2 separate regions of the Homo sapiens genome follow, and region 1 is linked to region 2. A link is an interaction called in ENCODE POLR2A ChIA-PET data of the cell type or tissue named here. Cell type or tissue: MCF 10A. All regions are shown on one strand. Each heading gives the region's core, and the rest is flanking DNA. Links, peaks and the distances in the headings are about the cores only. Region 1 overlaps CPAP (centrosome assembly and centriole elongation protein). Region 2 overlaps RNF17 (ring finger protein 17).

Region 1 (4,404 bases), core at 229-4,228, 52 kb after region 2:
AGCTCCAAACTGTTTTTCAAATTTTAATTTATGATCTCTCCACTAAGAAAAATTCCCCTTTGTACACATCATTGACTACCCTGGGTCATTTTATTCAGTAAAAAAAACTTATATGATACAGATTTCACCTCCTTTTCAATTATATTTGTTTGACTGATTTAAATTGTTTCAGACTGTTTATAGATGGTCTTAAAGGTATAACTGAGTCACTGCATATTTTTTCCCAACTTACAGACCCAAACGTACCTGAGTTTTTCCAAGGCACTTTCTCGTTCAATGCGAAGTTTAGCTAAAGATGCGTTCTCAGCTTTAAACTTTTCTATTTCTGTTTCCAATTCAATAATTTTCTCTCTCAAAACCTGGGATCGAGCATTGTCACCTATGAAATAGGCCATAAATACTGAACTTCAAAAAAGGCATTACTGCAGCAAAAACACTAGCTAGCTAGTAACACTAAGAGCCAAGAATATGGCAAACATCTGTGCTATTAAAATGCATTAGAAACAATGCTTCAAACATGAAAAGGAAAAAAAATTAAACCTAACTTTCCTGAGGAAATCAGTGGGAATTTATGGAAGAATTAATCTACCTCAAAAGAGTATCGACCTGACAAGGAATCAACATGATACATAAAAAGAAATCATTCAAATCAATTTTTCAAAGACGAATATATATAAATAGCTTAAGAATAAGTAATCCACAAGAGATCTGAAGAGCTAATCAACACCAAAATCAAAGTTTACCCCTACTATTAATCAAATAAATGCAAATTGTTTTCCCTTTATCAAATTTGCTATTTAAAATGTAAAATAGCCAGTGCTTCTGTCCTTCAAGCATTTTTATCAATTAGTACTTTTTTAGAAACTAAATGTGATCCACAAGGCTAAAGAAATGAGCTAAGTTATACAACTCTGTCATATTAAAACTACATAGAAAAAATGACTGGAATGAAATATCCCAAAATGGCATAGCAGTTACTTTTGGGTAGTTAAGTTGTAAATATTTTTGCTTCTATGCTTTTTAAGCTTCCAAACTTTGTACAAAAAAATTACTTTTAAAATCAGAATTTTTGAAAATTAACGTTATAATTTCTATTTTAATTTCTATTTTAAAGCACCTATGCTCTGCTAGTTTATAATATAATATAATGGAAAGGAATCTTTCAGGGTGAGTTTAAAAAGTCCGTTACATCAACAGAAATACTACACATCCGTTAAATGGAATGAGGTAGGTGTGTACATGCGTTAGAACAATCTTCAAAATTTATCATAAGCAAGGTGCAGGACAGTATACAAAAAGAGTCTTTTCATTTGTATAGAAAGGTAATTATATACAAACTGACACATATGCTTTTATATGCACGGACTCTTTAGAATACACAAACGAAATGGTAATACTGGTACCTCTAGGAAGGGGTACTTGAACCAGGTCTGGGGAAGAAAGGAAACGTAGAAGCTTTGATGTTATCTCACTTTATTAAAAACTAATTAATTTTAAAGCCTCATATAGACCCATAAAATAAATCAAATTTTTACAAATCACCCATTAATTTGACTTAATTCTATTGAGCAATAAGGAAAGTTAGGATTTTAAGCATTCTGACAGCATACTGATTAATGTTAAATTTCTAACATTCTGATACATATTTTATAATGCTCTGACTCACCAGGTGGTTGGTCTTGACTTATGTTTAACTTGAGTTCATTTCCCAAGTGTGAATCTGACTTTGGTTTTGGTTTCAAAGAAGGAAAGAATTTCATCATCAGCTCCGATGTAGGAGGACTTCTGCTCCTCCTGGACTTGCTCAAGTCTTCTCCCCTCTTGACTGGTGCAATCTTCCTTTTTATTGTTTTGTCCAGGATACCTATTTCATTATTAGGGTAGCATGTCTGCGGCGTCCCATAAGTGGATTCATTCCCAAGAACAACATCATGGTTACACAAATTCTCTTCAAGGTCAGTCCAAGTTCTTTCATCATCAAAGTCCATTTTACTCAGACTTAGGGATGAGGATCTCGAGGGCTCAGACACTTTATGTTTTATGCTTTCCATGATAGACTCATCGCTACTGTAATCTTTATCAGACAAATCCAGATCAACATCTCTCCTTTTATCTTCTTGGGTCCTGGTGTCCTTAAAAGGCCCCTTATCATCACAGACTTGTGGGCTATCCTCTCTGCTGCTGATGCCCCTCTCTCTATCCTCAGTCGATGGTTTTATGGTAACATCAAGCTGTTCCTCAGAGTCAGTGCTACTGTCACTATTTGGAACACCTTCATCGTCACGTGCATTCCATTCAGTCTGATTTTCAGAAGTGCTCTTTTGGACGGCTTTCCTGATTTTACAAGGCTGTTCCCTCAATTCATCAGCTGAGGACAATGAATGAAGTTGTTTGGGTGCGACTTCACACTCACTCTCCTTCTCACGTGCAGTGTGGTCCAAATCCTCACTGCGGTTACAATGACTAATGGGATCTGCCGGATTTGTCTTCTGTGGCACAGCTTTGACAGGGGTGGAAGACATCCGGTGACCTTTGCAGATCTGTTGATCCCTTTCTAAGATTTTCAGTACAAATGAGGAATTACTAGAAAATGATATTTCATCAGCAGCTTGTTCTAAAAACAAAAATTCATCTAATTCCAAATTTTCCTTTTCCTTTTCTCGTTCCCAAGTCTCTAACTTTTTCTGAAGAGAAACGTCAAGAGAAGATTCAGACTCTTTCATGGTCTCCCTTATGGGGCTCTTAGCAGCCAGCCGGCTGGCCGGCCCTGTTGAAAGAGGAAGTCTGTCTTTACCTTGTGTCTTATTCCACCCTGTGCAGCCAGTATCGCAAGGTTTTGGACACTCAGTTACATTTTCTTTATTATTAGATGTGACTTTGTTTTCAAATTTGATCTGGTCTCTAAACTGCCCATCACATTTCTTCCCCGTCTGTATTTTCAATCCTGACGGAGAAAGACTTTTCCTGTTACTACACTTCAGCATTTTCGGCTTCTGACTGAGGGTGACAGAACCACTCTTGGTTCTAGCTTTACTGTCCTTTTTAAGGATAGGGTTGTCTGCACACAGCTCTTTATTTTTAAGAGCGGTTTTCCGCTGGAGTTGCTGTCTATCCATTTTAAACAGCGGCTGGTCCTCGGAAGTGCTCTGGTTAGTCACTAGTTTACTTTCTTTGCCTTTTTGAAACTTAGATTTGGCATTAGTAAATCTAGCTAAACCTTCTCCTCGTTTTAAAAATGGTTGTTTTGGTTTTGCTTTGATTGGCAATGGTCCTTCTGCTTCCTAAAATAAAAGAATAATATTTGAATTAATTTTGGTATATCCAAGTGATCTCAAAGTTATTTTTAAGGCAAATTATAGATAAATCTCTAAAGCCTTAGAATGATTTAATCAGAAGAGCACAATTGCTGACCTTCAGCTGTTTTTGCTTCAGTTCTTGCTCTTCCAACTGAATTTGTTCTTCTAAGTAATCTTCAAAGGTCTGTTTCCTTTCTCCAATAGCAGCTTTAATGGGCCTAATTAGAAACAGAAAGTTATTTAACATGCAAATCATAATGTGTGAATATTTTACACTTAGTGTGCCTGGTATAGAAACCCTTGACAACATGGAGAACTAACTTTTCCCAAAATCAGTGCCTCCCTTTGAGAACCTAACAAAAGCCACAATCCCTCTCCACACCTTAAAATAAAGAAACATACAACACTCTTCACATGACTTTGGAGTCCTAAGAACCCTTCTGAAGTCCATCTATCGACCACAGATTAACACATGGAGTAACATATTCATCAAATAACTTTAAAATGTATTTCAAAAATAGATCACTAAATATGCATTTTTTTAATTAAGAAAGGCCCTTAATGTGAGAACAATAATCAGAAAAGTCATTTTGTCCATATTATATTAAAAATTTTGAAATAAATTTTTAAAATAATCAACTTACTTAAAATATAAAATACTTAATCTTTGCCATATTTTAAAATTCTGTAACTAAACTGATAATGCAATTATAATTGATAAGTGACACCAAATGGGAGATGTCAATACTTAATTTTTCCCTTCTCCAAAAATAGGATTTAACTATTTGAGAGAAAATTGATTTTATCCAGATGTTTCTCTTAAGTGAAAAAGCTTCGAGAATACAATGTCAAGGCAGCTTGACATATCTCCTCAACCTCTTTTGTTGTTGACAGTACATAATAGGTTGTATCTTTAACCTTAAAAGCATAGTCAAGCAAAAACCAGAAAAATATAGATCTTTCAAACAAAGAAAGTGTTCAATAATAAAGGCTAGCTATTGTACTAAATAGTCACATTTCTCACTTTCAACACGAACAATACCTTTCTTCAATATTAGCCACTTCTGAGGAATCATCATGTTTTTGTAAGTTCTTATCATTTGCTTCC
Region 2 (4,404 bases), core at 328-4,327:
TGAGCCCTTTGGTATCCTTTACTTAGACATAAATGTTTAGGCTTTATTTTAGAAATTCTGGTAGGTATATACCTACTAGATGTATTTATATGAAATGTAAATGTATTTATATGAAACAGGATGAGTAGCAAATAAATAATTGAACAGTATTTACGTTTAAAGATCCTTTCGGGTTCTATGTTTGGAGTTTAAGCACCTTTGGTCCAGGGACAGGATCAGGATATGGTTGTGGCTCTAGCTTAATCTTTTCTCTCTCTCTCTTTTTTTTTTTTTTTTTTCTGAGACGGAGTCTGGCTCTGTCACCCAGGCTGGAGTGCAGTGGCGCAATCTCGGCTCACTGCAAGCTCCACCTCCCAGGTTCACGCCATTCTCCTGCCTCAGCCTCCTGAGTAGCTGGGACTACAGGTGGCCGCCACCTCGCCTGGCTAATTTTTTGTATTTTTAGTAGAGACGGGGTTTCACCGTGTTAGCCAGGATGGCCTCGATCTCCTGACCTCGTGATCTGCCCGCCTTGGCCTCCCAAAGTGCTGGGATTACAGGTGTGAGCCACCACGCTCGGCCTCTTTTCTCTCTCTTTCTAGAGATTTAGAGGTATGTTGGAATTGGAGACACAAGTCCCAATTAGCCACTTTGTACCATATATGGCCAGATCTCCGTAGATGTGTTTGCCTTAACTTATATCTTACCTTCTTTAGAACAGGGATCCCAGTCCTGATGAAATGGAAAGAGAATTAGAAGTCAGAAAGAAAGTGGGACATGAGGCTAGATATGGGAGATGTGGCCTGGATTGCCCGGGCTTTGGCATACAGCTAATTGCTTTGCCTTTAGGCTAAGGCAATTCCTTGATAGAAGAAATGTTAGAATGGAAAATGCTAGGCAAGTTAATACTACTGACATTGTCTGCTACCAGTTGTAATGTTCTTTACTGCTTTTACAGACTAAAACTACTAGCTATCTTAAGGCGGCGGTGGGTTGGGGGACTAGCAGGGTATTTGAGGAATTATGTGGCTTTTTCATAAATGCTTTATTTCCATTGATTGATTGATTGATTGATTGAGACAGAGTCTCATTCTGTTGCCCAGGCTTGAGTGCAGTGCTGTGATCTCAGCTCACTGCAATCTCTGGCTCCTGGGTTCAAGCGATTCTCGCACCTCAGCCTCCCAAGTAGCTGGGATTATAGGCATGCGCCACCATGCCTGGCTAATTTTTCTATTTGTAGTAGAGACAGGGTTTCATCATGTTGGCCAGGCTGATCTCGAACTCCTGACCTCAGGTGATCTTCCTGCCTCAGTCTCCCAAAGTGCTGGGATTATAGGCGTGAGCCACCATGCCCGGCCCTTATTTCCTTTTAAAAGTACAGGAGATGAGAAGAAAAAGAAACTTGCTATAATTCCGCTAAAACACAATCAATATTAATATTTCCTCCTAAGATTTTATTTTTTTATACAGTAGGGATACCTATTTTTTTTAATTGGAAGGGAATAATATAAAGTAGAAAAACTGAGTAAATATAGCATATTACCACTTAGGTAATATATGAATATGGTATATTCATATATACGGATAGTACCTTATTGTTTTTTAAGAGACTCATGTTTTCTTTGTATTTTTGGATGCTAATAGCTTGCCAGATGTCTGTTCTATGTGTGGACTAAATTGAAATCATCTTAAAGGTGTTGTATCTTCTAGTAACATTGAATTCATTGTACAATGCTTGAGATATACATATGAAATTTTAAGAGAGCATAGTCTGTAAATATAGAAATTTAAAACATTTACTTAAATTTTTATTGCTTTTTCTCATCAGTCTCATAATTTAAAGTAGTTTTAATTTTAACTGATGCTAATTTTTATGTAACAAATTAGAGCAAATATTTTCTTTCAATTTCATGTATATCTGAATGATTCTTTTTATGTTGTTTTACCCAGAATTTTATATTTGCTTATGTTTAGATGTGTTCTTTTTTGGATGTTACAGAATTAATAACTTAGATAACAGCCATTCATTATCTGAGAAGTCTCTGGAAGTCCCCCTGGAACAGGAAGATTCAGTAGTTACTAACTGTATTAAAACTAACTTTGACCCTGACAAGAAAACTGCTGACATAATCAGTGAACAGAAAGTGTCTGAATTTCAGGAGAAAATTCTAGAACCAAGAACCACTAGAGGGTATAAGCCACCAGCTATTCCTAACATGAACGTATTTGAGGCAACAGTCAGCTGTGTTGGTGATGATGGAACTATATTTGTAGTACCTAAACTATCAGGTGAGACCTTCTATGTTATGTAGGCTCTAGTTCTCTAGTACGAACGACAGGGATTGAAATACTTTGGGCAACCTCTTTGAACGTTATTTTCACAAGGTTGTTAGGAGGATTAAATGATTTCACACAATGCATGCAAAGTGCTTTTAATAATGCCTAACATAAAAATCATTTAATGCAGTTTTTCATTATTCTAACATAGCAGTGTTATATAATTATATTATGTGAGTGCTATTCTCAGTATAAGAAGAAAGGAATTTGGAATTTCCATTTCCACTACTATGGCAGATGAACAACCCTCCCAAATAAGTCAGATCAGATGCCAATTTTTTTTTTTAATGAACACTTACTGAGTTGGCATTAAAGTAAAGAACATACCAAGCTCCAAAACAAACTGAAATCACACACTGGGAGGTAAGCATGTGCCAAAGAAGGCAATCACTCTAGAGTTGCTTCATAACTATAGAACCTTGAGCAACTGTGATAACTACATGAAGTTAAAGAAAAAGGAAATAAAGGTCCAGGCCCCTTTACTCAAAGTGGGAAATCTAATAGGAATTCCTCATGTGAAGATGGGATCCCAAAGGATGACTCCCACAATGGGTCAATGTGCTGATCACATTAAAAATCACTAAAAGTAGAGTTCAAATGAATTTTTTGAAGTTACTATAAAATGTTATTTATGTGAAAGAGTATAAAATGTATTATTTAAATAACAACATTAAGATGAGTAGCCACATACACATTGCCCATGATAAGAAGCAGCATCGCCAGAACCTAAGCAGACTTGTGTTGCCCCACTTGATCACGTCTCCTGTTTTGCCACCCCAGATACAGCCACTTTTCTGAATTAGCTAATTATCATTTCCTGTGTGCGTCACTAAACAAATTTTTTAGGTTTTCCATCTTTCAAACTTTATGTAACCAGAACCATAATGTACATATTCTTTTGTGACTTTTCATCAAACTGTTCGAGATTTGTCCACCTTGGCGCATTTCACTATATTTCATTCATTTTTTAAATGAATTAATAGCATTTCCATGAATGATTATGTCTCGGTATCTGTTCTATTGATAGACACATGTGTTTCTAGATTTTCTGTGATTACAAAAAATCCTACTATGAACATTCTTGTACCTGTCTCTTGTTACACAAGCAGAATTTTTCTAGGGCACATAATCTAGTGAACAGAATTGGTAATCATTGGCCAGGCACGGTGGCTCATGCCTGTCATCCCAGCACTTTGGGAGACCGAGGTGGGTGGATCACAAGGTCAGGAGTTTGAGACCAGCCTGGCCAACATGGTGAAACCCCATCTCTACTAAAAATACAAAAATTAGCTGGACATGGTGGCACGAACCTGTAATCCCAGCTACTCAGGAGGCTGAGGCAGGAGAATCATTTGAACCCGGGAGGCAGAGGTTGCAGTGAGCCCAGATCGTGCCACTGCTTTCCAGCCTGGACAATAGAGTGAGTGAGACTCCATTAAAAAAAAAAAAAATTGGTGGATAATTTCTAGGTAATGTCAAATTGTTTTTCAAAGTTGTTTATAACAGTTTACACTCATCACTACCAGTGCATGAAGAGTCTTGTTACCCCACATCCTTGCTAACACTTAATAAGGTCAGATTAAGTTCTACCTATCCTAGTGGATGTGAAATTGTCTCTCACTATGGCTTTAGTTAGCATTTCCTTGACTTCTTATGGCGTAAACATCATTTCTTCTATTTGAGTCGTTTGTATTTCTGTGTTTTTGGAATGCCTATCCATGTCTTCGCTCACTTTCCATTAAGTCATTGCTTTCTGATTCATAGTTCTTAATATATCCTGAACACTTATCCCTTCTTGGTTTTATGTGTTCCAGGTATCTTCTCTTAGTTTCTTACTTGTCTTTTCAGTGTCTTTTGGGAGTTTCTGGATGAACAGAAGGTCTTAATGTAATTTTATCAATCTTCTTTGTTTTTTGGTTTTGTATCTCGTTTTAAATCCTTTCTTGGGCCAGGCGCAGTGGCTCATGCCTGTAATCCCAGCACTTTTGAGAGGCCTAGGTGGGTGGATCACAAAGTCAGGAGTTTCAGACCAGCCTGGCCAATGTGGTGAAACCCCATCTCTACTAAAAATACAAAAATTAGCTGGGC

The links. Peaks named below come from ENCODE experiments on the same cell type or tissue, not always from the same donor. Only the 100,000 strongest peaks of a DNase experiment are listed, where the experiment ranks them.
Region 1: POLR2A ChIA-PET joins it to region 2 with 5 read pairs; 2 of 35 experiments call an interaction of 5 or more read pairs at or near these places.

Annotation. Positions count from the first base shown.
Region 1 is chr13:24,903,680-24,908,083 of GRCh38, forward strand. It overlaps CPAP (centrosome assembly and centriole elongation protein), which reads right to left. Exons shown (of 17, transcript NM_018451.5): 5 at 4,339-4,404; 6 at 3,412-3,514; 7 at 1,667-3,281; 8 at 247-379. Among named protein-coding and RNA genes, the nearest start is that of CPAP, 17 kb to the right of the region's middle. In MCF 10A, for the core only: no CTCF peak of the experiment used is centred there; a DNase peak (open chromatin) is centred at 1,782.
Region 2 is chr13:24,851,877-24,856,280 of GRCh38, forward strand. It overlaps RNF17 (ring finger protein 17), which reads left to right. Exons shown (of 36, transcript NM_031277.3): 25 at 1,979-2,268. Among named protein-coding and RNA genes, the nearest start is that of CPAP, 69 kb to the right of the region's middle. In MCF 10A, for the core only: no CTCF peak of the experiment used is centred there; a DNase peak (open chromatin) is centred at 2,675.